Regions from separate parts of the Homo sapiens genome. Here region 1 is linked to region 2. The links are chromatin contacts, found by Hi-C in ENCODE. All regions are on one chromosome and are shown on one strand. The core of a region is the stretch at or near the end of the contact, and the rest is flanking DNA. Distances in the headings are between cores, read along the strand shown. Region 1 overlaps LOC107984781 (a long non-coding RNA gene). Region 2 overlaps LOC101929129 (a long non-coding RNA gene).

What was found. A loop is a pair of places that touch in the nucleus more often than their neighbours do. Pooled maps may share reads with other maps.
Region 1: a loop to region 2 is called in a pooled map, with 4 times the contacts of the local background. The contact joins two enhancer-like sites. A Hi-C loop is called at or near these places in 2 of 37 single-sample maps with no recorded cell type and 2 of 50 pooled maps.

What each region holds. Positions count from the first base shown.
Region 1 is chr15:70,526,506-70,530,480 of GRCh38, reverse strand. It overlaps LOC107984781 (a long non-coding RNA gene), which reads left to right. Exons shown (of 2, transcript XR_007064698.1): 2 at 1,247-1,808. Among named protein-coding and RNA genes, the nearest start is that of LINC02205, 23 kb to the right of the region's middle. RefSeq lists an enhancer at 1,974-2,023. Within about 2 kb of position 2,085, at least 7 of the 41 ENCODE cell types and tissues checked have a DNase peak (open chromatin) inside an H3K27ac peak, as active enhancers do.
Region 2 is chr15:69,977,564-69,981,428 of GRCh38, reverse strand. All of the region lies in intron 2 of LOC101929129 (a long non-coding RNA gene), which reads left to right. Among named protein-coding and RNA genes, the nearest start is that of MIR629, 100 kb to the left of the region's middle. RefSeq lists enhancers at 1,115-1,174, 2,005-2,064. Within about 2 kb of position 1,973, at least 3 of the 41 ENCODE cell types and tissues checked have a DNase peak (open chromatin) inside an H3K27ac peak, as active enhancers do.

The sequences.
Region 1 (3,975 bases), core at 836-3,335, 550 kb before region 2:
GTCTGAGTGTCTGTGTGTGTCTGTGTATGTGGCTGTGTGTGTCTGTGTGTCCGTGTGTGTGTCTGTGTGTGTTGTGTATCTGTGTGTCTGTGAGTGTGTGTTTATGTGACTGTGAGTGTGTTTGTGTGTGTCTATGTGGCTGTGTCTATGTCCGTGTGTGTGTGTCATGTGTCTGTGTGTTGTGTGCCCGTGTGTGTCTGTGTGTGTCAGTGTATGTCTGTGTGTGTGTGTGTCTGTGTGTCTGTATCTGTGTGTGTCTGTTCTTGTCTGCACTTTTGTTCCCAGGAGATGTGAGGTGAAGACCTCACCAAAGTAGGAGTGGCGTGTGGGCTGGGCTTTGGCCCTTCGTGCTGGAAGTGATGGAGAGGCATGGCCTGGCTTGGCACAGCTCTGCCTTGCCTGTGCTGCCAGCCTCTTGTGAGAGATGCCATGTGGAAGGGATTTGGGACAATGCACAGTGCACTCTTCTGAGTGTTTTGTCTGGGCTAAAACTCTGCAGAGTATAGCTGTGGCTCTGAAACAAATAGAGGCTGGCCTTGTCAATTGTTTTGGGGTGAAGTTAATCCGGGGTAAGAGTCAGAGGCAGTCTAGAAGGCAGGGCATAAACTAGCCAGATGAAGGCCTTGGCTGGGAGTTGGGTTTATACCCCTAGGCCTAAGGAGTAGCCACTGCTAACAAGAGTTGTAGTTTTTCCTCTGGGTTGCAATTCTCTTCTCTTGCCTCCAAGCCTCCACTCAGGTAACCTGGCAGTGGGGAAATTGAGAGGTGCAGTGTCCACTCACTAATGATGAAGGTGAGATGTGGATGCATGGAGCACATTTTAGAAAAGCCCTGGCCTTTTATAAGGACCTGGGCCTTCCAGTATTTTCCTTGCCATCTCACCACCTGCTAACACATGCTGTGCACATAGGAGGTGCCAGGAAAATGTGTGTTATTCGAATGGAACTGAGAAACCGTTCTAGTCTAAACCCTGAGGCCCCCTGGCTTGCCCCCTCCTACCATGCCCATCTAGTTTTCAATGCCAAGCTCTCACGTCAGGGTTTTTCATCTCCATCTTCCTGTTGTTCACTTTAGGGGAAGGGTCCTGCTTGGACTATTGCAGTAGCCTCCAAGTAGCTTGAACTTTGCTCAGACTCTCCCCTCCCCAATCTGCTAAGCAGATTGTTGACAAGATTCTCTGCAGTTTGCTGCTTTGATGATGTCCCTCTCCAGCTCCAAATTGTTACTGGCTCTCCATTGACTACAGGTAAAATGCAGACTTCTCAGCCTGATCTTCCACAATCTGACGTCAGCCTACCTCCTCATCCTGCCTGGGCCTGGAGGCATGCCAGCCAATTCAGACCACTTGCCATTTTTCTTTTTCTCCTCTGCATCTGGAATTGCTGTCAGTGAAACCTTCTCTTTCCCTCAAGGAGCACCTTGAATGCTGGCCCCACATCACCTTCCTGACCCTGTCAGCTCAAAGAGGTTTCTCTGCATCTGAACTCCATGTGTTCCAGTCTCTGGGTCCTTACCATGCACTGCTGGGGCATGCTGTGTGCTGGCCGCCGTCCCTCCTCATGCTCAGAAGCAGAGCCTATGACTTAGTCACTTTGGTCTCCCCAGCGCCCAGAGCAGATATTTGCACAGAAGAGGAGCTCAATAAATGTTTGTTTAATGAATGAATATATAATTCTAACCCAGTGCCCTGCTTTCTTACAGTGACATTCAAGTCATCCTAGGCCAAAAAAAAAAAAAAATGCCTATTTACCTTCCAAAATTACCTCTCATATTGGTCAAAATTAAAATAAACACTTGGCGGATTAAGACCTGGCCTGTCATATTGTATCTGACACCATTAAGAACCAAGGTTGGGGTGCCTCACGGTTGACTTCCACTGATCTAAGATGTCAACAACAATGTCACCTGCCTGATAGGGTGACATCTGAGCTCCAAGGCATGCACTCCTGTCCTTTGGGCGCTCACCCCCGGCTTCATGCACCCTGTGCCCTGGGTCAGTGCCTGCCTCTCTGATTCAAGCCTTCTTCTGGGCGACTGGGCCTTTGATCTTGGGTTATGTTCCTGTTTTGCTTTCACTTTCCAGCTCTTATCTGCTAGAGTGCTTTGAGTGTAAGCAACAGGAAGTCCTGTGGCTAATGTAGGCGTTAAGGAGTTTATTGGAAGCATGTAGCAGAGCCCATGGAACTGAATGGAGGGCAGAGAACCAACTCAGAGCAATTAGAATTGGGATCACAAACAGGGTGGGGTGTGGGGCTCAGAAACAGGAGCTATTGATAAAAGAACTGTTTTTTCGTTTTTTTGTTTTTTTTGAGACAGTCTCGCTCTGTCACTCAGGCTGAAATGCAGTGGCGTGATCTCAGCTCACTGCAACCTCCATCTCCCGGGTTCAAGCAATTCTCATGCCTCAGCCTCCTGAGTAGCTGGGATTACAGGTGTACGCCACCATGCCTGGCTAATTTTTGTATTTTTAGTAGAGATGGGGAGCTTTGCCATGTTGGCCAGGCTGGTCTCAATCTCTTGGCCTCAAGTGATCCGCTTGCCTCGGCCTCCCAAAGTGCTCAGGAGGCTGAGGTAGGAGAATGGCATGAACCCAGGAAGCGGAGCTTGCAGTGAGCTGAGATTGCTCCGCTGCACTCCAGCCTGGGCGACAGAGCAAGACTCCATCTCAAACAAACAAACAAACAAACAAACAAAAACACTGCTGGGATTACAGGTGTGAGGCACCACGCCTGGCCTGAAAGGACAGGTTCTTAAGGGGTTGCCATTGCTGCTCCTACTGCCAGGGCTAATGAGTGTCGACCATTTTGTCTTTTTGCCACTCTGCTGCAGATTCAAACTCCAGGGAGAATCCAAGTGGGCCTAGCATGTGCTTCTGTTTCACCATCTGCTGCTCTATCCCTGTTATTCTTTCCTGGTTTTTGCCCATCCCTCACAGTCCCATCCATCACCCGATACCCACCCAGACATGCATAGAGCACCCCACAAGGGGTTTCCAGGGTTGCCTCCATGAGGGTGCTGGATTTCTGCCTAGCCCAGGTAACACATCCTTCTGAGCAGTGATACAAGCAGCAGTAGGACAATTAGCTACCAAGGGAATTGTCCTCTGCTTATCCATCATTGTAGAAAGTAATGAGTGACTTTAAATCACAAACCTTATGTTTTCTTTCCCATGGCATGAAATGCGTAGGTCAATTCTCAAAGCTTAGTGACTAGTTCTTGTACTAGAAATGCAAACTTGAGGACAATTTACTCATAAACTAATTACTTGTCCTTCCCGGGCATTAGCAATGGGATCTGCAGGCACAATAGACATATTCACATTGTTGATCCCCGTTGTTCCAAGACCCACATAAGCTTCCTGGGAAACGGATCTGAGCAGAAGTCAAAAACACAGTATTCCTTATTTCTACCCGTTGGACTTGTGGGTTCACTTAATGCTAGCTTTCTCCCTAATGAAAGGCAAGGGAAATATCAGCTAGAAATTTCATAATCAGAGTGTTTGCCTCGTTTGCTATTTTTAAACACCACAGACTTTGGAACTAAGGATGTGCATTAGTCTGGCAAATGCTGCTGGTAGATGTGGACTGAAGCTCCTGTCTGCAAAGGTACAATTGAGAGGACAAAGAGCGGGCATAAATAATGGATTAAGAGTGGCTCTGATGAGAGCCTATTCGTCCTGCAGCCTCAAAATGAAAGCACGCAGCCGATGACTCATTGGATAATAGTAAATATGATGGGCTCATAAAACCACTGGTTCCCCCGGGGGCTGTTCGGCAGGCTTTGTCTGGTCTTGAGCTTGTTATGTGCGGAAGCTACCAATTTAAGCTGCCCTTCCCCCAGCAAAGACGTGGCTCCTGGGCAGAGAGTTATTTGGGTGATTTGCAAAGTGTGGGTGGCACAGGGAGAGGCGGATTTTCCCCCAAGGGATGTTCCTCTGCACTCCTGCATGTGCCCTGGCCTGATGCCAGTTCCAGG
Region 2 (3,865 bases), core at 724-3,223:
AGTTTCAAGGGCTTGGGGACAATTCAGAGGCTTCCTGGAGGAGAGGGCATTTAAGCTGGGCCCTAAGGGAGAAGAATTTCAAGGGTGGAGGGAAATTCTAGGCAAAGGCACAGCTTTTGTGGAAAGCTAGTAGGTGTGAAGGTTGCAGAGCATGGGCATGGTTTGACCACATGTGGTTTACTCTTTTTTTATTTTTATTTTTTAATAGAGACTGGGTCTCGCCCTGTTGCCCAGGCTGGTCTTGAACTTCATATATGTGGCTCATGGCATATTTTGGTTGGAACATCGTGTGCAGAGGATACCAATGGGAAACAGCCTGGAAAGTTAGACTGAGGCCATAGCGATGGCAGCCTTGAATGCCAGGATAAGGAGCTAGGCAAAAGACAATGGGAAGGGGACAGGAGACTAGAGAATTTACTACTCAATTCTGTGCTGTAGAAGAAGTGAAAAAACAGATACCGACAGCCCTAAACCTCAGGGAGTACAAACACAGCTGAGAAAACTTTAGAGAAAACCTAAACATATCGTGAAGTTGCTTGTGTGTGTGTATGTGTGTGTGTGAATGACTCCATCTGAGAGATTTGAGCAAAGTCCATGAGATGGCTGGGAAGGTAAATGACCAATTCCTTTCTAACTTCAGATTTCCTGTTTGCAAAACCTCACCAACATATCTAGAAAACCTAGAAAACATTAGGCTTCTCAGCCTGCACAGAGCAGCTTACAATGTTTATTCATGAATGAAGAGTTGGGTGCCCTGTTGTTCCTGGGTGGAGGGGAGACAGTTCATCTCCAAATGGCTCAGCCTTGGGCTCCACTGACTACACATTCTCTTTGTTTGTAGTAACAGCCATGCACTCTGTGCATATGCATGGTATCACCTGCAGATGTCCCAGTTCCTGACGTCACCCTGGCTGCAGAGCCAGCCTCAGGCCGAGCTGTGCAACCAGGGCAGAGGGAGGAAGGGGCGCTGCTGACCTGGACAGGGCTGAGTTCCAGTCCGCTTCCGTCACCACACTCCCACTGTTGGCCTTGGACAAGCCCCCATCTCTCTGCAGCAGCCCCTTCATTCCTACCTCCTTGAGGGGCCTAAACTGGATCATCACTTCTGGAAATAGCCATTCTTGTCCCACCTTTGAAGGTGTCATTTCTCAGCACCCCAGACTATTAGTCAGGGAATGTTTTCTTTGAATTGACTCACTTTTAAAATACACCATTTATGTCAACTTACCATTTCTGTACATGATGCACCATTTGCTATAAAGGGACATTGAAGTTAAAACCCATGAAAATAGTAAATGTTCACTCTTGTACCACCTAAAGTCAGGGTACATGCCTGCCATTGCATGAGTGCACACCCCCAGGGGAAACCTGCGTCCTGGAGCCAGGCGGCTTCTCAAGTATGACTGTGCGCCGGAAACACCTGGAGACCTTGCAAAAATGCAAATTCAAATTCAGTAGGTCTGGGTGGGGTCTGAGATTCTCTGTTTCTGACAAGGTCCCAGGAGATGCCGATGCTGCTGGTCCACAGACCCTACTTGGTGTAACAAGGTCACATGGGTTGTCCAGCTCCCTATCGTGGGGGCAGGGCAAGAATGTCAACAGAAACACAGCACCAAGTCCTTCTGAGAACACGGGACGTGAAACACAAAGACCATGTCTAAAGATTCAAGCAAAGGCTTCATATCAGAGGAAAACTCAGAGAGCTATTTCACCTTTTCTCCCAAATATACATTTACTTTATATTTACTTTATGCACTTAGAACTTTCGGCATCTCTGTTTACTGCTTCACATACCTCCCCACCTCTTCCCTAATGCAAAGACCTGAATCTGGAAAGCCACATCTGTTGGGAGCTTCGTCAGAAATCATGCTGGCCATGCTTGCAGGCTGGGTCCAGCTCTTGCTGGGAGGTGGAGGCCAGGGCTCTGCATAATGGCATCTTCGGGGCTTTCCCTTCTCTGACCTCCTGCCATGCTCAGACAGAACGACACGCCATCTGCTGACTCACCGTGGCTTCATGCATTCATGTCCTGTTTTCCCAGGTGGTCACAGCTCTAGGAGGAGACAGTAAGGGGTGACTGGAAGGGGAGGGGAGTGAGATTGCCCCTCTGGGACCCACACACACTGAGGACATGATGGGCTCTTGATAAAATGTCACATGAGCCCAGGACAGTTAGAGAGGTTGGCTTTATAAGTGGTACATTATTTATGATGGCTTGAATGGGTCACCCTTATGCCCATTTTCTGGAGGGAAAAACTGGCTCCAGATAATGCAAAGTCATGCCCCTATGGCGTCAGTTGCAGGGCTCAGAAGTCCTCTCTTCCAACCCAGTTGCTGGCAGGTCATGACCACAGGCCACCCAGCCATTCCTAGCCTCCCTGGTAGAATTCAAGGCTGCCTGTATTGTGCATCTGCTGTGTCCATGGCACTCAGGGAGGATAGTAAAGGCAGGGCCAGAGGGGAATGAGGGGGACTTGCTGGGGAGCATGATGGTCACGTGCTAAGCAGAGGCCTGACCTGAGACCTCAGGGTGGCATTCCTTTGGGTACTACAAGGGCTGGAAAAGGCCTCTCCCCTGCTTCAAGCCCAGCCCAGCAGGTAGGTGGCCGAGCCAGGCCCACATGCTGATCTCTGCTCTCTGACTGGTGCAGTTTCCTTTGTGTTAGATCATCAATTCCTCAGCCTTCTGTGGCTTCTGTGATTTCCAAAGAGCTTGCCCTGATGCTGAAGCCGGCCTGGACTGGGCATCAAGAGGGTTTCAGCCTGATAGCCAATGGCCGGCCGCATGACAGCGAGAAATTGGCTTCTCTCTCTGGGCCGTGGTGATCTTCAAAGTTTCTTACAGCACTAGAATTCTGCTCTTTCTTTGCATTACAAATGGAATACATACTTGTGAACATTTTCAACAATATAGAAATGTAGAAAGTAAATATAAACAAACAAAAAATGAAGTCATCATCTTCTTATTGCTGCTAGAGGAAGCCATTGTGAATAGTTTGATGTGTTTCCTTCCAAATGATTTTTTCTCTACGTATAAACATAAATAAGCATATGTAGGTTTATTGATCATCTTAAAATTTATTTTTTTCACTTAAAATACTTTCCTGTGATCTTCCTGTGCCATCATATATAAATCTACTTTATTATTTTGAAGTAATATATCTTGGACATTTTTGCATCAGTAGATCCTTTTCAATGATAAATAGCATTTTGTATCATGGATATGCATAATTTCTTTGGGCCTTTATATTATTTCCATTTTTTTTGCTATTATAAACAATGCTGAAATAAACATCTTTTTACATGCATTCTTACTCACATGTGAATATGTTTCTTTAACATGAATTCCTGGAAGTAGAACTGCCAGATAAAAGAACACACACATCCAAAATTTTGAAAGATGCTGTCAAAATCACCCTCCCAAAATACCAGTTGTCTTTCCTCTCTACAGCTCGGGGAGCAACATGTTTGCATTCACCTTGATTGAGCCTGGATTAGGTGCATGTAATGTTCCTATTGCATATGAGACAACAGAAGCTTAGAGAGAACAAGGGAGTGTCTCGAGGTGCTACAGAAGTGGGGGCAGAGCTAGAATCAAAGCTCTGTGCCCCATACCCAAGTCTAGATGCTCTGCAGCTCTGACATGATGAGGTATAGTGGAAAGAGCTCTGACTTTGAGGTCCAAATGCTTGAGTTTGAAATCTTGCCATGCAACTTGCCATCTCTGTGACTTTGACCAAGATACTTAATCTCCCCAACCTCAGCTCCTTTCTCCATAAAACAGAGACAACAAACACTGTCAAAAAGGGATGTTGTGAGTGTTAAAGGAGAATTTATGTAAGGTTCTGGCTCCTAGGAGATGCTC